Linked DNA regions of Homo sapiens: regions 1 and 2 are each linked to region 3. A link is a loop called in an ENCODE intact Hi-C map of the cell type or tissue named here. Cell type or tissue: A673. All regions are shown on one strand.

The links. Hi-C counts contacts between places; a loop is a spot of excess contacts. Peaks named below come from ENCODE experiments on the same cell type or tissue, not always from the same donor. Only the 100,000 strongest peaks of a DNase experiment are listed, where the experiment ranks them.
Region 1: it touches region 3 in a loop (7-fold over the local background); 11 of 110 quality-filtered maps call a loop at or near these places.
Region 2: a loop joins it to region 3, with 9 times the contacts of the local background. A loop is called at or near these places in 19 of 110 quality-filtered maps.

The regions. Positions count from the first base shown.
Region 1 is chr6:85,010,745-85,018,744 of GRCh38, reverse strand. No RefSeq gene overlaps it. Among named protein-coding and RNA genes, the nearest start is that of TBX18, 250 kb to the right of the region's middle. In A673, CTCF peaks have their summits at 2,930 and 3,133 (motif pointing right); a DNase peak (open chromatin) is centred at 3,174.
Region 2 is chr6:84,424,004-84,432,003 of GRCh38, reverse strand. The region is part of intron 4 of LINC01611 (long intergenic non-protein coding RNA 1611); the gene reads left to right. All of the region lies in intron 1 of LOC107986620 (a long non-coding RNA gene), which reads right to left. It also overlaps the pseudogene SMARCE1P2. Among named protein-coding and RNA genes, the nearest start is that of LINC01611, 47 kb to the left of the region's middle. RefSeq lists an enhancer at 6,883-7,448. In A673, a CTCF peak has its summit at 3,513 (motif pointing left); a DNase peak (open chromatin) is centred at 3,493; H3K27me3 peaks cover 963 bases.
Region 3 is chr6:85,122,263-85,130,262 of GRCh38, reverse strand. No RefSeq gene overlaps it. Among named protein-coding and RNA genes, the nearest start is that of LINC02535, 280 kb to the left of the region's middle. In A673, a CTCF peak has its summit at 3,154 (motif pointing right); a DNase peak (open chromatin) is centred at 3,192; H3K27ac peaks cover 2,128 bases.

The sequences.
Region 1 (8,000 bases), 110 kb after region 3:
GGACTGCTGTCTGACTTAAATGCAGCCCAAGCTCACAAGGACTCTCTCACCACTTGCAGTTGCAGCCAGGCAGGAGAGGCACCTTCCATCCTACTGCCAAACTAGTAGCTCCCACGGGTCACTCTGAGACCGCAGAGGCAGAGTGGAGTTTGTCTGCTAGGTGCTGAAATGCTCACATTGGCAGCTGGTGGGTAGGTAAAGGTCTTCCCTCTCTTTGCTTGCTTTCATGACATCAACCTCATGCTCACCTGTGGTTCATGAACTGAGGAAATTGTGTTGCCATGCTCTAGGTGGTAAAGGAAAGGATTGAGGATAATTAGTATGGGAAAAGGTAAAACTAGTCTAGAAAATTCTTCAAAAGTAAAAGCCAACTTGAGCCAGGAAACAGGACCTGAATGAGGACTATTTTACAAGAAGGTTTAACCAAAACAGGAACTTGATTCCAAGACAATTCTTGTGAAAGGGATTTATTAGGAAGTGTTCCTAGGGAAAGTCCATAGGGGGATAAAGGGGAAAGCATGATTAGGAAAGGAAGAAGGCAAACAAAGGTGCAGGATTAAGGACAGTCTCTTGGAGAGAAATTGTATCAGTTATATATTTCTGTGTAACAAACTGCCCAAGCATAGTGGCTTAAGACAACAATAAATATTTATTATGCCTCTGAGTATACGTGGATTAATATTTCATGAGTGGCTTGACTGGGTATATCTCCCTGGAGGTCTCTCAAGTTGTTGCACTTGAGATGTCAGCTGGGGCTGCAGTCATTTGAAGGCTTATCTGGGGCAGGAGGATCCACCTCCAAGGTCACTCACTCACATGGATGGTAAGTTAGTGCTGGCTGTTGTCAGAAGACCTCATTCCTCTCCACATGGACCTCTCCCAGGACTGCTTGAGTGTCCTCATGATGTGGCTGCTGTTTTCTCCAGAATGTGTAGTCCAAGAGAGAGTGCCAGACAGAACCCATTCTTTATATGACCTAGCCTTGAAAGTCACATAGCATTGCTCCTCATCTTCTATTCTTTAAAAGTGAATCACCAAGTCTGGCCTACATATAAGGAGAAGAAAAATTAGCTTCCACCTTTTTAAGGGAGGAGCATCAAATAATTTGTGGACATATTTTAAAACCACTACAGTAAATTTTGCTCAGTCCTGCACGGAAGCTCTACAGACAACACAGTTTACCACTCAGAGTAGTTTCCATCAAGGGCAAGGGAGCTGGGGTATTTATACTTCACACCTGTTTGTCATTGATTAAGGATGTCTGCAGTGGAAGAGGCATAAATTCACATGCTCCCTGCCTTTCCAACCAAGTGGAAGCCTGAGAGCAGCCCTTCAACAAGTGACACAGTTGTTAGCTAATGAGAGTAATCACAAATTGGAAGGTGCTGAGAGAACAAACACACACACACAACATGCACACACACACTGCAGAGGGATCTGAGGAGACAAGAGGCAGAGCACTGACAGAGTCTGCTACAACCAAACAGCTGAGTATCTAATTCAGCATAATAAACAGAATCTTATTCGCTGAGTGGTTTCTCTATTGTTCATTTATTCTATTGTATTATTTTCAAGGAGTAATTCAGTAATGTGGCTCCTTGGCCTCCAGTTGAATGGTGTTTAGTGGAGAGGCTGTGCTTGAAGTTCTCCAAACTCCTTTAAAGGGATCATCAGGTTTCAGGGATTCTGCTCTACATTCTCCTTCATGTGCAATTTCATCTCTAAGCAGAATTCACTGTTGTCTCAGAGAGCCTGGGAGCAGATGTCTGAAAAATATATAATGAAATCAAATAACAAAATGGAACTAGGCAGATGCTTCCCTGGAAGAGCAGGGGAAGGAGATGGCTGGCCACCAAGGGTTACTAATAACACTTTTTACTTTGATGGTGTCTTGCATCTGGGCCTCGAAGAGCTGCATGGCCATTTAAATAATACAGTGAGTTATTTCCTTGGATAAAATCTTTAAATCCAATAGGTCTTTTGAAAATTTGGTGCTTTGAATGCTTTACTCTTTTTGGATTGTTCTCAAGGGAAAAATGATTTTGATTTATAAATTGTATGAAGGTTTTAAAAGTCAGTTATTTCTTAAAACAATAGATAGTGCTCTGTGTTTGCACTACTATGTGGAATTTATACTTTTTTTCATTTTCTGCTTCAAAGCTGTCTTCATGAAATTATTTCAGTAAGTGATAGGACATTTCTGTTCAGTAGAGAAGGCATATCTACAGATCCTGCCCAAATTTCTAATAACCATTGGTTTTAGCCGTTTAACTATCTGCCAGTTCTTTTTCATGAAACACCAAATGACCAATTGCAGAGGACTGTTTTGGTTTTTCTCTGCTGTGACGGAAAAGGGTCATAGAAATGTGGTGGCCCTGGCAACAAGGAGCACAGGGCACTTTTAAACTGATATTTGGCTGCGAATAGCTAAGGACTGAGTGTTTGAGCCGATATGACTTTGAGATACTTCTCCAGAGAAGTGAAGCATAGGAGAGAGACTCCACCTTCACGTGAAGCCAGAACCCAGTCTCCCACCCAAGGTGATTGATGTCTGCTCGCACCAGCCATGCCTCCACCGACGCTGACCTCCTGTCATGGTTTGGCTGCCTGTAAAGAAACAGGAGAAACAATGGAGAAGAGACTTGGGCTGCATCTCATTAACTTGTCACATCTCTTCCTGAGCAGTGAACCTCCAGAATGTGTTTTGCCTACCCTGTGGTCACTGATTGTTTCATCACTGAGTCCTGAACCAAAAAGGGCAGCAGGATAACACAGCCCAGATCCAGAAAAAAAAAAAAAAAAAAAAAAAAAGAGTTCTGATGCCAGGACTGAAACCACAGCAAAGGCTGTGTCCCCAAGAGACCAGAGATTCACCTGCTGTCCTCTGCAGTCGCCTGCCTTGCTTTTCTCCAACTCAGCATGAGGAGTGTTGCTCTGCCTTACAGGCCTACAGAGTGGCCTCACAAGGAATGTGTTTGCAGCTGTCAGGAAGCTGGTCGCGGCTGCATTACAGGTACTCTACACTGGACAGTCTTTTCTGGCTCATGTTTGCTGTTTCTTTTTCTTTTTTTAAAATTGGGAAGCAGGAAGTTTTCCTTTCCTCACAGTCCCCAAGCAGTCAGAATTACCAACTCTGTCCACCAGGCGGAAGCACGGACAGCACAGCCGCCGGGCTCTTCAGCAAGCTGCCTGGAGGAAACGCAACAGCGACTTTCAGGTCATTCCCCACCCCTTCAAGTATCCATTCTGTCTCTCCTTTTTCTTCGACAAAAGACGATTAAGAGGACGTGCTTTTGCAGATTGTTTCAGTAGTGGGCTGGCTTCCTCCCAAATGGTCACTTCTTTACACAAGAAATAAGATCTGTGGAATGCCAATTAATTTTTTTTTAAGTGAGAAGGTATTTTCCACTCAAGTTTTATTATGGGATAATGAAGGAATTTGTAATTCCATTTGTAATCATGCCACTTTCCTTGAGAAGTCCATAGACTTCTCAAGTTTTTCTCTTGAGGAGGAATATCTGCTCACCCCTTAATAATCCCTTTGATTTAGAGGGTTCATCCCTTTTCCTTGGTAAGTCCAGATCCATTGGGTTCCACAACATTTTGCCAAGCAGAATAGGGAGACGAAAGGAGGATGGATGACAGGGTCCTGGCCCTTGAAGGGTTGACTGTCTCCACAGGGAGTATTGAGGGATCAAAATAAATACAAAAGTTCATTTCGTTTATCTTGTGTAGCGTTCGTTCCAGTTTTCTGTCTCACTGCTTTGACATCCAGTTCCAGTGTGCTTCCAAGGAGCCGTGCGCATAATTTAATGTCAGCGAGTCAGATCTGCTGGGCAAGTTCTAAAAACCAAATGTAGTTGTTTCCTTCATTTATTCCTCGCAGCTGTGGTTCTCAGGTCCCTTTACTTTTCTCAATGTCTTCCACACTCCCAGCCCCTTGCCCTCCTGTTCAGCTGGGCAGTCGGGGCTGCCTGACCTCAGCTGTGTTCACCACCTTCCTTTCAACACTCACTTTGTCCTTAGCTTCCTACAATCATTGTCTGGAACCCTCCCCCACCCAGTGACCCAGTGACCTGAAACTGCCCTCACAGGAAAGATGTGGAAGTCCATCCTGAGCAAAGGCACTTGGCGCTCTCAGTTCTCACTCTACCCCTTGCCCTCATCCAGCCATCCAGAAATTGTCTCTTCCCATCTGGTTTCAGCAAATCTTCCATGAATTTTCCTGATTCTCCTCTTCTAGGTCTCTTTATGGTGCCCCGCTCTCATCGCTGAAAGGTAGACTCTTTCCAGTCTTAGAATCTCCCCCTGTGCCATCTCCCCTAGGACTCTGATCCACGTTCTATGATGCTTTTCATTCAGTCCATTTCAGCCTCCACCTTTTCAGCCCCATCCTAGCTGCCGAGATGCATTTCCATTTTAAATGTCTTCTGGGCATTTCCACATGACTGTCCCACATTCACTGTAAACCAGATACAAGTATATCTAACACCAAACTTGTTTCCTCCATGGGTCAGAAATAGTCAAAATTTCCTTGCTTGTACCTATTTTATTTTATTTTATTGTTATTATACTTTAAGTTTTAGGGTACATGTGCATAACGTGCAGGTTTGTTACATATGTATACATGTGCCATGTTGGTGTGCTGCACCCATTAACTCGTCATTTAGCATTAGGTATATCTCCTAATGCTATCCCTCGCCCCGCCCCCCACCCCATAACAGTCCCCGGTGTGTGCTTGTACCAATTTTAATATAATTTCTTTCATCAATTTGAAAACCGAGTGGTGTCTATGCCTTCTTAACCACACCCCCCTACCCACAAATACAATGGATTAACAATACCATTAACATCACCTTCCTAATCCGTCTTGGAATATGTCAGCTGTGGTATACTCGAAAGAGCCTCTCCCTTGAAATTGGGAGGATGAAGTTGGGACATCTTGCCAGTTATGAGAAATGGAGCAAGTAACTTTTGCAATTCTGTCCCAGTTTCATAGAACAATAAAATCATAGCTTCCAGAGATGCCTTGAAGATATGTTCATCTTTCTTCATTCATGAATAAAAAGAACGAGCCCACAAAGTAAGTTATCTGAAGTCTCTGAGCAGAGACTCAACACTAGATGTTAAACTACCAGCCAGTGATCTTTCTTCTGAACCAGTGGATCTTTAGGAAGTCCCCATTAAAACAGAAATATGGCTTAAGAAGGACCAACACAGGAAGTAATCACTGTTACCGAATACTGAGACCAGGTTTCTTCTACCTTCACCGCTTCCCCTTCCCCACAGAATGAAACAAAAGAAAGGCTTTTTTATATTTTTCTCAACTCATTTTAAGTTCTGGGGTACATGTGCAGGATGTGCAGGTTTGTTACATAGGTAAACGTGTGCCATGATGATTTGCTGCACAGATCATCCCATCACCTAAGCATTAAGCCCAGCATCCATTAGCTATTCTTCCTGATTCCCTCCCTCCCTTATCTGCCACCCACAACAGGCCCCAGTGTGTGTTGTTCCCCTCTCTATGTGCCCATGTATTCTCATTGTTCAGCTCCCACTTATAAGTGAGAACATACAGTGTTTGGTTTTCTGTTCCTGTGTTACTTTGCTGAGGATAATGCCCCACAGCTCCATCCATGTCTCTGCCAAGGACATAATCTCATTCCTTTTTGTGGCTGCATAGTATTCTATGGTGTATATGTACCACAGATAATTATATTATAAACATACTTGCACATGTATGTTCATTGCAGTACTATTCACAATAGCAAAGACATGGAATCAACCCAAATGTCCATCAGTGATAGACTGGATAAAGAAAGGAAGGCCAATTTTGAAGCAGTAAAGAAAAGCAGCAGAACCTAGGAAAGGCAGGCTGAGAGCCTGTGTTAGGATTATTGGCATCCTTTCAATCTTTTTTCCATAACAGAGTGCCTTGAATTTCCATTGGCAGAACATCACCTGCACCCCCACCACCATGGGTTGGGTAGACATAACCCAACCCTCACCCCCAGGGGCAAGCCTGATAAGCCTAATCCAATCTGCATATCTAATCCTCCAGGCCACTTATTGGCAGGTTGACTGGGGAGACACCTGATGTGGACAGTGTGTAAAGCAATGGGCTTTTCTCGGACTGCTGAGAACTGGATATGACCCTTGGAACTCCTGGTGTCCACCGTGTGCTCATGAAGGAAAATCTGCCCAACACTGAGCAAGTAGCAAGAAAGGAGGGCAGATAAGCAGAGGAGGAGAAATCACATCCTGATGAAATCATTTGAGTCCCTGGATGAATCCTGGCCTGAAACTAACCCTACCCTTAAAACAAACATTCTTAAAAAAGAAATAAAGTAAAGGTTTCCAGTACTTACAGCCTAAAGGTTTTTGGTTGATACAGTCTGGGAAGGGTAAGATGAAATATATATATGTCTCCTTTTATATATATATATGTATGTATTATATATTTGTATGTGTGTATATATATACACACATATATATAAAGAGAGAGTGAGAGACAGAGAGAGAGAGAGAGAAAGAGGCCCTAATCTTTTCCCACTGGTATGGTTTGGCTGCGCCCCCACCCAAATATCATCTTGAATTGCAGTTCCCATAATCCTCAAGTGTCGTGGGAGGGACCTCATTGGAGGTGATTAGATTATGGGGGTGGTTTCCCCCATGCTGCCGTTCTGGGTGATAGTGAGTAAGTTTTCACAAGATCTGATGGTTTTATAAGGGGCTTTTGCCTGCTTTGCTCTGCACTTCTCTCTCCTGTCGCCATGTGAAGGATGTGTTTGCTTCCCCTTCCACCGTGATTTTAAGTTTCCTGAAGCCACCCTAGCATGTGGAACTGTGAGTCAATTAAACCTCTTTCCTTTATAAATTACCCAGTCTTGGGAAATTCTTTATAGCAGCATGAGGACAAACTAATACATCCACCTAACTCAGCTGCTGGTCCATCTCCCTAGCCCAGGGTCTGGCCATGCTCCCGGACTGCTCTTAGAGATGAAATCCTTGAGAAGGAACTCCACCTGTCCTTGCAGTGACTGGGAAGAGAGAATGTAGTGTTCAGTTTGCCCATTTAGACATCTAGCAACCTATGATTCTCAAAGGACTTTATAGACTGTTGGAGAAAGCAGCTAGGGAAGAATGACAGTTAAATGGTGTAAATCATGGAAACATCACAGCTTGGCAATAAAAAAAAGGGCGGTTGTGCTCTGACCTGGGGTAATCAGGGAACCATTTTGGAGAAAGTGGGGTCAAAAGAAAGTTTTCCCACTGTGCAGAGAGGCATGTAAGGGAAGATGAGATAAATGAGATGAGGAATGAACTATGATACATAGACTCCACGTTTCAGAATTTAGAATGTATGCTTCATCTGAGACTAGAATGTTAAAATTTAAAAAACTTCCAAAACACATGCAAAAAGATAGCAAGGAGGGGATTGAGGCATGAGGTATGTCCTATCAGGGAGTTTCACCATTTGTGGCTTTTGGTGATGTAGGCAGATTTTTTGAGGGAGATATTAATGTAATAATTAATCTACTTTCTGTCTGATGGTCTTTCATAATAGCACTTTGAGAATGATACAGAAGTCTCCACTACATTTATAATATTCTGAAACTTGAACCACATACTGAATCAATTGCTGTGTGAAGTTGAGTGTGTACTCAGAGCAAGGGAGGGGCTGTTTGTGTCTCACTATGCTAATTTTGCTCTATAGAGGCTTCATCTCTTCCTTCTCTCTGGGATATAAAAAAAGTCTACCTTCTGCACATATAATTGTGCTTTGCATCCAACAGCCATTTGTTGTAGCCCTGTGATCGCCATTAGGGCTATTTGCCAGATATTTCTGGCTTCCAGGGACATGGGAGAATTACACTTTCTCTCTTCCTTTGAACCCAGGCATGGCCATGTGACCTGTTTTGGCTAATGAAATGCAAGTGGAAATAACGTAGTGAAAGCATTAAAATCCAGTATGCAGTTTGGATGCTTTTTTTTTTTTT
Region 2 (8,000 bases), 700 kb after region 3:
GGAGGGAGGGAGGGAGGGAGGGAAGGAAGAAAGGAAGGAAGGATGGAAGGAAGGAAGGAAGGAAGGAGGGAAGGAAGGAAGGGAGGGAGGGACGGAGGGAGGGAGGGAAGGAAAGGCAGGCAGGCCATGGTCTACACTTGCTGATGTTCTTATTGTTGTTCAAAGGAGGTTCCCTGGGTGGGGCCTGAGAGGAAAAACAGGAAACAGAAAGGTAAATCATCCTTCGTTTGGAAAGTCCTTCCTGGAGATTTGTAAGATCAGAGGTCCTGGAAATGTGGCAGATGACTGACTCAGGAGAGAGAATGGTCCGAGTGAAGGGAGGATTGTGTAGGTAGTGGTGTGGAAGGACAGGGCAGGTTAAGAAAATAGTTAGTCATTTTGTGTTCATCTTTAAGTTGTTCCCTGTGGGGTACTCTCTGTTGTGTTTGCTTGTGGTGCTTCGGAGGAATGGAGAAAGAGAATGATATCTTGTGTGAGCGAAAGCTGTGGCCCCTCAAGAGCAGGACCCACATCTGCTTTGACCACCTTCACATCCCAGTGCTGAGAACAACGCTGGGCACATGCTGGGGCTTCAATATGGAAGAAAGAGCAAAAAGAGGGTTTGTGAGAACATTTCATATGTGGGAGTATTCATTAGTGTATCCATTGTGAAAACTAATCTGGTCATGTCTATTAAATAAAATCATGTGCCCTAAGATCCAGCAATATCATTTCTGAGAAACTATAGGCCAGAAATAAAATTACCGGTATGAAAGAATTTGTATACAGAAATGCTAATAGCAGCATTGTTGGAGGGTGGTCAAGAAATAAGGACAGTCTAAATGTCTATCAAAGACATTTGATAGATAAGCAGACAGGTTCTAAAGCTCAGGCTCTGGAACCTGTCTGCTTGGATTTAATCTGGGTCCCACCACTTACTAACTACAGTATGTGACGTGGGTAGGTTATTTAGACTACCAGCGATTCAGTTTGCTCATCTGCGTATTGATGATGACAATAATATCTACTTCATATGTTTATGATAAAAAGTAAAGGAAATCATTCAGGTAGGGTGCTTAGAACAATGTCTTGCTCTCGATAAATATTCTCATTAGTGGGGGCGTGCATGGGACAAAGAAAAGCGAAGCCGGAGCTGCCAGCGCTTTGTCTACCTGCGGTGTCTCAGATTCATTCTTAAGGAACTGAGAATTTAATCTTCCAAAATGCCAAAAAGACCATCTTATGCCCCATCTCCCACCCCAGCTTCTGCAACACAGATGCCCAGCACACCAGCGTTTGCAGGATACAATCCATACTGTCATCTTGCCTACAGCAACTACAGGCTGGGAGGGAACCCAGCCACCAACAGCCGGGTCAGGGGGTCCTCCAGTATTACGATTCCAAAACCCCCAAAGCCACCAGATAAGCCGCTGATGCCCTACATGAGGTACAGCAGAAAGGTCTGGGACCAAGTAAAGGCTTCCAACCCTGACGTAAAGTTGTGGGAAATTGGCAAGATTATTGCTGGCATGTGGCAAGATCTTGCTGATGAAGAGAAACAATATTTAAACGAATATGAAGTAGAAAAGATAGAGTACAATGAATCTATGAACGCCCATCATAATTCCCCCGTGTACCTCGCTTACATAAATGCAAAAAGTCTTGCAGAAGCTGCTTTAGAGGAAGACAGTCAACCCAAACAGTCTCACATGGAGAAAGGAGAACCTTACACGAGCCTTCTCTGCTGAAGATCAGTTGATTATGATGATGGCTTTTCAATGAAGATACAGCCACCGTCCGTTTCCAGAGAAACCGCCGCCTCATCAGTGAAATCCTTAGTGAGAGTGTGGTACCAGAGGTTCAGTCAGTTGTCACAACAACTAGAATGCAGGTCCCCAAACAACAGGTCCAGTCCTTAATGGTTCATCAGCGAAAACTAGAAGCTGAACTTCTTCCAAAAGAGGATCGACACCAGGAGAAGGCGAAATTCCTGGAAAGCACAGATTCATTTAACAATGAACTTAAAAGGTTGTGTGGTCTGAAGATAGAAATGGATCTGGAGAAAATTGTAGCTGAGATGGCACAGGCAGAGGAACAGACCCACAAAAGGCAGGAGGAAAGGGAGAAGGAGGCAGCAGAGCAAGTTTAGTGCAGTGAGAGCAGCATCATTCCTGAGGAAGAGCCAGTGGCCAACAAAGGCGAGGAAAAAAAAGACAATGAGAACATTCCAATAGAGACAGAGGAGACACGCCTTGAAGAAACAACAGAGCCAACAGAACGGTGAAGAAGGCAAATCTACTGAGGACAAGGAGAGTGGGCAGGAGAGGGTCGACAGTATGGCAGAGGAAGGAACCAGTGACAGTAACATTGGCTCAGAGAGAAATGGTGCAACAGTGGAGGGGCCACCAAGAGATCCCATACTAGAAGATGAGAAAAAAGAGTAAATGCTGCCTTGTTTTATGTGTTCTAAATACTTTTTTAAGTGAAAAAATGGTTTTTAGTTTCAATGGTAAAAGAAATTCTCCTTACTATCATGTATTATTATTATTTGCTCATAAGAAAGAACACAGAGAAAAGTGTAAAAATGTATTCACCACACTATAAGCCTTGGTGATGGGACTAGAGAGAGAGAAGTTATTAACTTTATATATACACCATGCTCTACTGTTTAATTTATTCTAAGACACATGTGTTAACATAGTAATTTGAAAATCAAATCCAATACAATATTTTAAAAGAGTAAAAACAAAATAGAAAAAATGATGAGGTAGACCAGCCCTACAATATCTTAAGGTGTTTTGAAGAAACAGGTGGCTCTAGTAGTTAAATAAATTCCAGTGGGATAGAATGGAAAGGTCTGAAATAGGCTCCAGTGGATATAAGGCTTTATTATAGGCTAAGGTAATATCTCTAATCTTTACAGAAAGGTGGGATTATTAAAAATGGTACAGAAACAGTTAGCTCTTTGGAAAAAAAAATGTCGATTTTCTCCCCAGTACCTTAAACTGAAATAAAAAACAGATGCATCAAAAAGTTAAGTACTTAAAAAACAAAGGAAAGGCAGAAGAATATTTTTCTGATTTTGAGGTAAAGAGAGCCCTTTTAAGAATGCAAAGAAACAAATCTTAAGGAATAAAATAGAAATGGCTATATAAACATTTAAAACTTCTGTATAACTTCCTTATCCAAGTTTTAAAAAACTATGAATTAAAAGACAAATGTAAACCTGAAATAATACTCATAATGTACTGACCATAAAGATAATTTATAAATAATATGACAATGATGAACACCCCAGTATAAAGAGAATGGGCAAAAGAAGTGAGAAGACAATTTGCAAAAGCAGTACAGATGAACATGCAAAAAACCATTCAGTGTTTTTTAATAACCAAACCGAAATTCAAACAAGAAATACCATTTTTACTTATAAAATTTATCCCTTTTAAAGGTTAACGTCTAGAAGACTGCTTTAATTCGTAAAGTGTCAAATGCCTCCATCCTGGTAGCAGCCATCGCCACCTGTTGGTGGCACTCAGAGGTGACTCGGGTTTGCTCTGAGTTACAGCTTTGCCTTTCGGAGAAAGCTTCTAAATCAAAAGTTAGAAACTTCTGTATCTCTATGGTGTGGTATGTGGGGAAATGGCTTTTTCAGTCTATGCTGCCACAGGGATAAAACAGTACATCTACAGAGAGCATTTAGCAATATAAAAATCATTTTATCTGTTAATAAATTATGATTTAATGAGTTTGCATGAAACTATAAGAAAATAATCTCACACAAGAGAAAGAAACCATCTACTATCAACAGCAGATCTGTTAAATAAATTAATTTAATTTAATGAATTTAATAAAACTGATATATAAAAACATGAAAAATATTTACTACATCAAGCTAAGCTGTGGGGAGGGGAAGGAAATGGCAAAGTTCTATGTAGATTTAAGTCAATTTTCTTATTTTATGTCTGAAATTATACATGGAAAATGCTGAAAGTGATTATCTCTGGGATGTAGAATTAGAAATGTTTTAATTTTCTCTTTTCCTCTGGGCATGTGTGTGTTTTATTTTTTATATTTTCTACAATAAATACAGACTACTTTTGCAACTAGAAAAGAAAATTCTGTAGAAAATGATGGCAGTCAGGGGCAGGGAAGAAAAGCAGTCTATAGATTTCCTAAGTTCTTTTAGTCGCTGTAATAGGTGAAAGTGACAAAATGAAATTTCTGAGTGTCAGAAGCTGGACCATAGCCGATCATCACTTACTGTAGCTGCCCTGGTGTCCCTGTCAGCCCTATGGCTGTCATTTCTCTTCTGCCCCAGACGGGGCCCATTTTCTTTCCAATCCAATTTTACGGAAACCTCCAGCATCTAAAGTCTGTGTTCCTTGTCTATCTGCCTCTGTGGGACAACAAACCCCCATTCCTGCCAGCCTTTAATTCCCATTTCAGAACCTGATTCCTCTAAAAGGTTTTCCCAAGTTTGACTGCTATTCTCTGCTATCTCACCAGCACAATCTGTGATCTTGTGTAAATTAACCTCTCTGTGAATCAATTTCCCCACAAAGTGGGAATAATAAAAGTACCTACATCATAGGGTTGTTGTGATAATTAAATGAATTACTATTTGTAAAATGCTTACAATAATGCCTGCTAAATAGGTAAACCACAATAAATGCTGGCTACAATTTAGCAATTGTTCTTTTATTATTTTTCCAGATTCCATTTCATAGCACTGTACTTCTATAAAATATTAATAGGTATACTATTACATTAAAAGAAAAACTAAAGAAAGTGAGAGAAAGGCCATCCTAAACAAAATTAGTAGGGTTCTTTACTGCAAAATTAATAGGATTTATACTAAATCTGAATGAGTGAGATAACTGTGGAGGGTTTTCCAAAGTTCTGTTTTTTAGAAGTCCCTAGACCCCTTTTCTTAAATTATCTTAATGAATGGTTGAATTTCACTCTTGGGAAGGCTGTATTTGTTTGTTTGTTTATCATTTATCAAACATTTGTCTTTCTACTCCTCTTCACTTCTGCTCAGTTCAAGGCCTGCTTGCTTTTACTTTTTTTTTTTTTTTTTACTTTTAAATCGATTCGTTAGTTATTTTGAAAGCACTCTGAGATAAGAACTATATGAATGTAAGGGGATGGCTTGTTTCTAAACGAATTGCATTCCTGAGGCACAAAAACCTTCTTGCCAAGCTCATGAGAGTTTGAAATAAATTTTTATTGAAGGAAGAATGAGCAGATGAATGCAAGAAAAACTACCTCACAGTCTAAAATAACGAATTCACCAATTGTTTTAGAAAGCTTATTAAAGCAGAGGTTCTTAGAAGGGAGACTTCATTCTAACATGAAATGTGTGTGTTGCATATATAATTTATACTATGTCGCTGTTGTTGATGTGTTTTTAGAAGTATAACTCAAGAAAGCCTTGCAAATAGCTCAAAAATACCCAGCACATTTGTGTCATAACGAGTACCTCAAAGCCCATATGAGTGCAAACACAAGGGCTGACTCAGGCAGTGATCTTGGCTGTCTGCTCTGTTTGGGCTCTTGGCATATTGCGATCAATGACATGGAATCTTCTACTGATTCACAGTTGTTTGAGTGGGACACATGCAGGTGGTCTGGGCTTGTAAGCTTGGAGGCTCACCGGGTCCTCAGTATACAATCTCCACTCTTGTTCCACCCCTAGGTAGGCTTTTTGGTACCTGACCCTTGGTCACCCAAACAATGTGTTTAGACCCAGAAAAGGAGTTTTATCTAAATTACAGGATGCCTGGGGCTGCCTGCCCTTTGCAGATGATGGATGTAGATTAGCTGATCTAAACAATTAGTTAAGGAACAATCTGATCCCTAGTGACAATTAGGATGTTTAAGGCATCCTGCTGACAGCTGTGGTGACAGCGGACAGTAAAACTACCCTTCACTGAAATCAAGAAACTGGGTCCTTATGATTTACAGGCAGTCCCCTCCCCCTCTTCCCCATATGGGCTTTTAAAGGACTTAAAAATGACTGAAAGGAGCTGCTGCTATGTAGTGGAAAATGAAGAAATGGCAACCTATAATTCTAGCTGAATCATTTCTCAGATCTAGCTCTTCAGAGGACTAAATGGGGAAAACAAAGAAAACTGATAGGGTCCACTTCCCCTGAAATAAGTTGATTTTAAAATGTAAGTCAAGATATTTTCAGAGACAGCACATATGGGGATCCCCTTGCCTTTTAGTTTTCCCATGCATGAAAGCGTTCTGCAGTTTAAAGAGCGATACGTTCTTACCCTTTACTAAATAAGTTTAGGATAACAGAGTTTAGAGCAAATACTTTATTCAGGGAATCTCGAAATCCTAAAATGCCAACAGAGTACTATTGTTTTGCTACCACTCAAAAAGGAAACATTTTAAACATAAATGCTCTGAAGAAAGAATTAATTTTTTGAATTTAAAATATTTTGTATATTTACATAGGATCGGTTCCCAATTCCTCTATCAATTGAATAAGCCTGTGAATGTGCTCCAAGCTGGCTCCTTCCCTAAAGAAAAGAACACATTTCTCCAGAGAGGATTTTGAGGAATGTGTCCAAATCCTAAATCCCTTCTTCCCCAAGAGAAAAAAAAAAATGGGAGAGAATCAGGACATGGATTTCTATTTCAACTCTTCTTTCTTAGATCTTTGAATTATGGGATATTAAAAATAAACCTAGAGGATATTGCAATGAATTTTTGGAGCAGCTGGAAAAGAAACCATAAAACGAGTGATTACAATCAGCAAAGTGTGATAACAGCTGAACGCATTAGACCCATCCTTAAAAAGCCAGACCCCACCCCCTCCCCTCTTGAGCCTGTTCGATAGAGAAGGGGATGTCACACAATACAATCCAAACACATACTCTGTCCATATTGGGTTAAGAAAATATAGTGCTGGTCATTGTCCCCAAATGACAGACATCCACAGATGGAAAGCAGGAGAATCTGACTTCCACGGTGCTTCTCATTCCACCAGACAGATTCTGTTTGGAAAACACCCACCTGCACTAGGATCTGGCCTGAGTACTATTAAAAAAAAAAAAAAAAAAATTCTTCATCATGGTCACTGCCTTGTAGAAGGAAGCTTAACTTCTCTTTGTACGTCTTCCTTTGGTAAAGATAGTGAAAGGAAAGCCCTAAAGGCATGTAACCTTTTCTTGCCTTCATTGTTTAAGTAGGGAGGGTTCCCCCTTAAAGGAGTCTTGTTCTTTCTAATGCAGAACACAAAAATTGTCCTATTGAAGGAATGCCTGTTTGATGTGTGAGTATAACATTTCACTTTTCCAAGTTGTTATCTGAATGCATTCAAAAATTATTTAAGCAACAATGGAGGGAAAAAAGGTGAAATTTGGTTCAAGGAAAATAGAATTTTGAAATATCTGCCTTAAACTGTATGTTTTTTTCTTGTCATAACAGCTTTGCATTGAAAATCCAGTTTCACACTGTGACAATTTTATTTTCTTACTTGCAAATTTTTAAAACTGGAAAATTTTTCTTCACTAGGAGGTTGCGACTATGACGTGTAAACAGACAGTCAAAGAAAAAGAGACTATGCTTGCATATCTATGAAAAAGATCATGCCCAAATATAGAAAGAGAATTTCAAAGCAGACACCATATGTTTAACTCTATCTTCAAACATAACCCTTTATATCTTCAGGTTTTCACCTATTATTTTGAGATTATACACATATGTCTTCTGTATTTAGCAGCCTTCACTTAGGGAACTCATTTTCAATGCACGACATTGAATACATAATTCTCTCAAAAAGAATGAAACTTTTAATTTTTAAAATTTTTATTAATTTAATTAAACTTATTTATTAATTTATGGAGTACATGTGATATTTGATACAAGGATACAATGTGAAATGATCAAATCTGGGTAACTGGGATATCTGCCACCTCAAACATTTATTCTTTCTTCATGAAGAGTAACGCTTTCTTAGGGTCAGGGGCATCAAAGTTTTTCCCAATATAGCTCTTGGTTTCCTT
Region 3 (8,000 bases):
TAATAATTCATTACCTCTTTTAATTCTCGCAATAAATATCTGACTTTTCTATTTTTATTTCCACCTAACAGGCTCAAAGGCATTGGGTAACTTACCCCAAGGTCAACAGCTGGTCACTTACCAAGGCTGAATTAGAACCAGGTCTGATACCAGCTTACAAGCTCTCAACCACTCAGCTAAAATGCTGTCTTGAAAATGACTCACGATAGTAGTCATTAAACACACACACACACACATACACATACACTCACACGTATTAGAAGCTGATAATGAAAATAAGATTGAAACGTATCTTTAAAGACAATACATATTGTGTAGAAAAAAATGCCACACTCGCTAAAGTGTTGTTTTTTCATTGGAATGTATGGATACAGGGTTAACTTTAGTAATTTGTATAATCTTGTTGGTAGAATGAAGACAACTCATCCTTCTAACTGAATTTCTCTGTTGCTAAAATTCACTTGAGCAACTCAGGTCACAGGGATTATTTAGCAGGGGATAAACTGAAACTCTTGCTTCTGCAACTTCTTTGATGGGAAGGCCATTTTCAAGCAGATGTTCTGGGAGGAGACAGGTGTGCAAAAGGTGAGTGGGGAGATGACAGTAACCCTTAGATTGTCATGGGTACAAAATGTCAGAAGAAGCAGTGCATATTATAGGGTAGCTGGGATCATTTTTTAAAAGGCAGGGGGATTTGAGTTACATACCAATGATCACTTTGAAAAGTCTGTCTTACTAAAACAGAGTTTTCAATAAAAAAATCAGAACACTGAAGGAGAGAGGCATGAGTATTCCACAACATTCTTAAATACACTGAATTTGCAGTATGTCTGTCTCTTCAGTAAGTATAAGAAGTGTTGGTCCATGCAGTCAATTGTGAGGAATTGTAGGCGGTCGACAGCACATAATATTTTGGGGTTCTGAGAGTCACAGAAGACATGGAACCCAAACAGGAGTCAGGACCTGGAACAAGTAGAGATGAGGCTACAGGGAAGCATGACAGTTGGTCCCTTCATTCCTCCTCAGTCTCCGACACAGCCTGGCTTTTGTGTCCAGGTGGATCAGAACCATGGACGATGGCAGCAAGGAACCTGTTCTAAGTCTCAGATTTGAATCCAGGGCTGAAAGGGTGAAACACTCTCGAAGAAGAACCACCCGGTGTCTTCAGGGAGCTCTGGCTGCTAGCAGGAGTCTGGTCTGGAACTCTGGAGCAGTGATTGCATATGCTGTCTTACAGAAGCTGCCTTCCCGCCATATCTTCTCCCCATAGTATATGCCCCAAGTGAGAGACAAGCCACAAATATTACGGATTCCTTAAGAACCATAATATTTGCCCCTCCTTTATGGTAATTCATTGAACATGTCATCAGTTTAGTTTAAATGTTAAAAATCTTAAAGTAATCTCTTTTCATTGTTTGCTCTGTATTAGTCAGGGTTCTCTAGAGGGACAGAACTAATGGAATATATATATATATATATACACACACACACGTATATATATGTATATATGTGTATATATATGTATATATATATGTGTGTGTATATATATGTATGTGTATATATATGAAGGGGAGTTTATTAAGTATTCACTCACATGATCACAAGGTCCTACAACAGGCCATCTGCACGCTGAGGAGCAAGGAGAGCCAGTCTGAGTTCCAAAACTGAAGAACTTGGAGTCTGATGTTCGAGGGCAGGAAGCATCCATCACAGGAGAAAGATGTAGGCTGGGAGGCTAGGCCAGTCTCTTTTTTCACATTTTTCTGCCTGCTTATATTCTAGTCTCTCTGGCAGCTGATTAGTCATGCCCACCAGGATTAAGGGTGGATCTGCCTTTCCCAGCCCATTGACTCAAATGTTAATCTCCTTTGGCAACACCCTCACAGACCCAGCCAGGATCAATACTTTGTATCCTTCCATTCCATCACGTTGACACTCAGTATTAACCATCACAATATCTAACTTTAGTATATCACATAGCTGACTATTTTATATGTATATATAATATAAACCTTCATACATATGTACATACATATGCATATAAATATGTAATCTCATGTAATCCCCATATAAACTTTTACTAAAATAGCACATGTATTTTATTATAAAGAAAGCTGGAACTCAAACTGACTCACCAGGCCAAGATTTTGGAGCTAGTGAGATGCACAGCAGATAATAACACAGGGCTCTAACTGTGAGTCTGGTGTCTTTTAAAATTCTGCCATGGTTTTTGCTCAACGTGAAGCTTGCTGGCTGCCATAGACATGATTGAGTCAGGACTTCCTGGGATATTTAGCCGTGGAGCAGAAGTCATCAGAATAGGAAAAAGTGACAGTGCTACAACAACACATGCAAAAAACATCCCCTACAACAATGACATCCTATTTCACTGTGCTTGACTTCATTTTTATAGGACCTAGGTTAGGCTTTTGTTGGCTGACCTTCCACAGTAGGGTTTAGTCAACCGTTCAGTAGCATATGAGACAGTGTAGTGTGGTAGAAAGAGTGGGGAGATTGCAGCCAAACTGACCTGGGTTTGAATCTTGGCTCTGGCATTTTTGTGTCTTTTGCAGGTTACTCTACTTCTTCGTGAATTTAACTTCCTAATCTGTAAAGCAGGAAAGACAACACCTTTCAGAGTCATGGTAAGGTGCTTGATATAGTGGCAGTTGATTAATTGATGCTAGTATTATAGTTACCAGTGGCGTACGTGGGCCAAGAAGTGGAGGGTGGGACCTGCAGAGCCATTGCAGAAGGGTCTCAATGGCAGCTTAGTTTCGAGGTCCTGAGTGATCTTCTGTTTCTCCTCAGCTGGGAAGCCTCTGGCTCTCCCTGCCTCCCTCTCCACCTTGCTGTAATTGTGTTATGAGGAAGAAGTGATAGCTGTGAGACTCTGAAGAGGGTTTCAGAGTTTGCCTACTGCTCGCAGGTTCCTGGTGGTTGCCTCTAAAACTGAGTTATCTAAAATAGGTACTTCCACTGCATGGATATTCAGAGTTTCCACAGCTGTCCTGGGAAGATTTTGGCAGTGGCTCATCTGCACCACAGTCCAGTGTCCCTCCAGTAGAAGCGGGATTTCCAGTCATCCGATCACTTCTCGGACTCCCCCTGGGGAACCAGCAGTGACAATGTCCTGGTGCACTGTGGCCGGTAGACAGCAGAGGGCACCTCTTGCCTGCAATGGAATGCAAACAGACCCTGAGAGCCAGAGATGTGAAAGACGCCAGCCCCATGGTGGCCACACTGACTGCTGCTCCCCGGTTTCTCTCACTCTATACCACTGCATTGGTTCTACCAGCATTTGTTCTCTACTCCCCCACATTCAACCCCACCCTCTGCTTGGGACAGCCTGTTGGTCTTTCATGACTTTTGAGTGAAGAGGGAGCTTTGGACTCGGAGGGGGTTGATTCTCCTGCAAGCTGGGGACTGCCGGCAGTAACTCCTCCAGGCCTTTGTTGAGAGAGGCCTTCCGATCGCGTGTGGAACTTTGTTTTATTAAATCTGATGAGTTCTATATTTTTGCCACATGTCACAGATCACCCACGTTGACTGAGCCCTGCCAGAGCTGAGCTGCTGTTACCCTGAAATGAAACCAGATTTTTTAAGTGGGTGGGGGTAATTCCAGTTTGGTGCAATAAATTATATGGTTCTGCTTGATTTGTTTTGCTCTGGGCTGGGAGAACTCACCATGGAATGTATCTGGAGATGTGTGCGTATGGGGAGGGGGAGCCAGCAGGAGCAAGGCATGGGGAGGAAGGAAGAGGGAATTACAATGTGCTATAGTGAACCAGTTGAAGAGTAGATACAAACATAGCCTCTGTCTCTTCCTTTCTGCCCTCCTCCCCAAGTCAGCCTGTTATTTCTATTTTTTTTTTTTTTTTTATCATTTCAAAACTTGGGGCTGTTCTTCTAAAATCCCAGGAAGAAATTTGGGGACTCAAGTTCCCCATGAAGGGTAAAGAATTTCTTGTAATCCTATCTACTTCTTTATCACAGAAGAAAACTCTGGGAACTTAGAATACTAAGAAATATGACTTGTAGAAATTCACTTTTCTGCTGTGAGTCTGTTAATACTGAAGGAGAATGCTGGAGGATGGCGATTATCATTCGTTCATGGCAATAATTTAAATATGGTTGGGTTTCTGGGAAGATGAGCCTGGAACCACATAGATAAGGAAATAAGATTTGAGCTTAATTGTTTTCTTAATCAATGGGGCGGGGTTTAGAATCATCTGGACCTGACAGGCAGGGAACTAGTATATAAAACATATTATAGTAGAGTCAGAGAGGACTAAAGTTGGAAAATCTGTGTTCAAATCCTTACTCTGCCTCAAATTCCTAATCTCTCTGAGACTTGCTTTTTTAATCAGTAAAAATGAGGATAAAATCAACCTCATAGGACTGTTATGAAGATTAGATGAGAAAATGTGGGTAAATTCTTCTGTGACATCAAAAGAGCTCAATAAACATTTATTTTTTACTTTTAAAACAGTTCTGTGTGCATGAGGGCAGACTCGGCTGTTGTCAAGGAAAGAAATCCATTTGTCTTCTGGGACTTCTCTTTGATGGGGCAGTGAGATCGCGATGGTGCAACTTTCCTGGTCTCACAGCTGGAGTAGAAAAGCCTACAGCTTTAAGAAGGACTTCTGTAGAGAAACTAGGAATCATATTTTGAAGACACACTGCATTTATAAAAAGTGCCCTTCATTTACTTCCAAAACAAATAGGTTTAAATAAGCCCAAGTTTTTATTCCTTATTTAGGATTACTTTGCATGTAATTCCAGGTTTGGAATCTTACAAATAAAGTTTTAGAAAATTTCAGTGAGCTTCAAAAAGCATCAGAAAAATTTCTAAGCAAAAAGAACACACTCCTCCAAGTTCAGAGAACTCTCAATTGTAGAAATTTGCTTCAAAAAAATCATACAACTGAAAAATTTTAGCTCACCAGAGGGATGAAATTTTTTTTTTTCACAGTGACATTTATTTGCACTCATACCAGCATGGGACTGAGTTGAGTTGCAGATGATTTCATCAGAATGACAGGAGGAAACCTTGGGCTTTCTTCTCCACTATAATATGATTCATTGAAAGCCAGGATTTTGTTGAGAATCATTGCTATATAAATACAATAAACTGACTCTCCTCACTAACTTGTTTTGTATTAGAGGATAAGTTCTCTGCTCTCTGGGTGGCATCTATCTATTATGAAAACACCTATCTTGGGCTAAAAAAATTCTCAACATTTCTGCTTCTTATAACCTTGTAGAAAAAATGCTTGAGCAAAGTTTTTAAAAAGCCACTTGAGGAAAAGATTTATAATACCTTGGCAATTGAGTCATGAGCTGAGAGGGCTTGCACATGACTGTGTGAGGCTGCCCTGTTGGAGAAGCATCCCTTTTGCTTATTCCCCATTGCCCTTCTTACCCACACCTCCCAGTTTTGTCCATCCTCCCTAAATCCTTTGGTCTTCCTAACCCAGGCACCAGCAAGCACTGTTTCTTCATGTCCTCTCCCTGGGCATGAGCTTTCTCCATCTAACAATCTTCCCAAGTCACATTACTATAGAAAATTAGCTAACAATAGTGTTGACACCTGTTTCTCTCAGCTCTATCTTCCGATTTCCCTGACTATACAAATATTCACTTTTCCTACTGAAACTTTCACAGTAATATTTTCTCTCCTGTTACACCTGCCAAAATGTAAACCTTATTAAAGGCACTTATTAATTTAAAATCTCTTTAGTGATAGCCTTAATCACATGGAATTTGCTAAATCCTTCTGGAGTACTTTACTATAGAATGTCATGTATATTTCTACTTGAATTTCCCAAAGCTGCACTATTAGTAGTACAAACATTGATGATTTATGATTTTGCAGAAAATAAATTGCTGTTAAAAATAAATAATTGTTTTCAAAATGAGAAAGCAAATTAGGCAAGTTTTGAAGACAACTGGAAGACTCTTATAGCCATCAAAATGAACTTGGATCTTTTAATAGCTCACTGCTTGTTTGCATCGTGACAGGATTTATATTATTCAATTCCTTCAACACTACTTTTCTTTCACACTCTTCTATTTTCTGCATCATTGTAAGTCAGTATTTATTGAGTCTCCTTCCTGTGCCCAAGGACAGTGTATATTCTATTGGGCAGAACTTGAAAGAGGCGAGAAGAAGGATGGGACATCATTAGCTCTGACCACATCCCTGCTCTGGTTTTGAGAATTATTAGCTTTTTTTCTAAGTGAATCAGCATTGAAGGTAAAAAGGGAGATCAGGGTGGTATGTTTCAGAGAGGTTAGCATCTTTTTTGACAGAATTTAAGATATAAAGTATAATGATATTCTAACTATATTTTTGTCTTTCACATATAATTTTGGGCAGTGAGTAATTATTTTCCATCAAAGAACTTTCCTCCTGACTCTTACTTATTCCCCCTCATTCATTCAATATATACTTGTTGAACATCTTAATGATCACAGCATTGGTTTAACTATAGGAGAAAGCAAAGCCATAGAAAATACTCTTTCCCCCATAATTTGTTCACAGTTGCAACCAGGATGAAAAGTATAGAGTGGAATATATTAGGTAATAATGAAGCAATAAAAAATTGAGACATTAAATACAATAAAGGCAACATCAGTGCATTTTCAAGGAGCCTAGAGGGACAAGAGAGCACAAATGTGGAGATGGCAATTTGGTTGGGGAAGGAAAAGAGTTTTACGTGTTGATTATGAACACACACACACACACACACACACACACACACACACATATTTCTTTCTCTTTTCTGCCCTGCCCTGAGTCTTGGAATGCTGACCTCCATGGACTTCTTCACCTAGCTTCCTTGCCATCTGGCTTCCTGTTGGTTCTACCAATGGTAGGTAAAAGCAGGTGAACGGAGAGGCTGGGATATTTCTTCTTCTGACCCCTCCCTTCTTGGCTTGGCCTTGGCAGCAGCTGCATTGTCCCCTATCTTTGACCAAAGCTCTTGTTGGACAGCCCCTCTTCCAGGTAACACTGTTCTCTCCCCTTGCTGTGCAGGTCAAAAGTGGCTAACAGGTTTCCCTTGTTGTGATTCACTAAATATAGACCATATCTCTGTAAATAATTTGTTAAGGCTTTTGATTTCATTGGTCGTGTCTTCTTCTGGAACTATGACTGACATAGCAGTCTTTCTAGGTGAAGAAAACAACATGCAGGGAGGCTAAAAGCAGGAATATGCTTGGGCAAATGCAGATGGATCAAATGGAATAGTTAAGTGAGAAAGTGTACTACATAAGTTAAGTTTGGAGAGAATGGTAGAGGTCAGGTGGAGAAAGACATCAAGTACCAAGATATTTGGAGTCCTTCTCTGAAAAGGGAAGTCATGGAAGGTTTTTGGTTAAAGAAGGCATATGAGAAAATAATGGTCGAATGTGGATTAGAATAGATAAAGGGGAGTGACAGCAAGATAATTTTTTTGGAAAGCTATGACAAAAATCTCAGAATTCTTATTGGGAAAGTGTCTTGGTCTGTCATGTAAGCAGCATGCTTGAGAATTTACTGCTCCAGCCTTGAGTCTTAAAGGATTGCAAATGTGGGTGTCAGTTGGAACTCCCAATATTCATGTAGATAGGAAATAACTGTTGGCTTATTTTGGGTGACTATGTGAGTTAGAGATCCCCTTAGCAGCTGGTAACACACCTTTGCACAGGAAAAGGACTAAACAAATGACAGAGGACTTTGCAGCAAGAAACATTTTAAAGAGAACATGTTTCCATCTTAGTTATATTTTGAATTAACGATCCAAATATTTCATTTCTTACAGATGTTGGAATAGCATCTGCATTTCCCAGATGGGTTTCTGATGGCTGCAGCTGTGCCCCTTCATTTAGGTGGAGTTCTGAGAATCCTGAAATTTGGACGATACCAGTGGTGAAGGCATAAGGTTGTTGGGCTTTCTGTGTGCATAGTTCTTTGGATAATATGGGATCCTTCAGGGCCAGGTCTCAATTTTCCT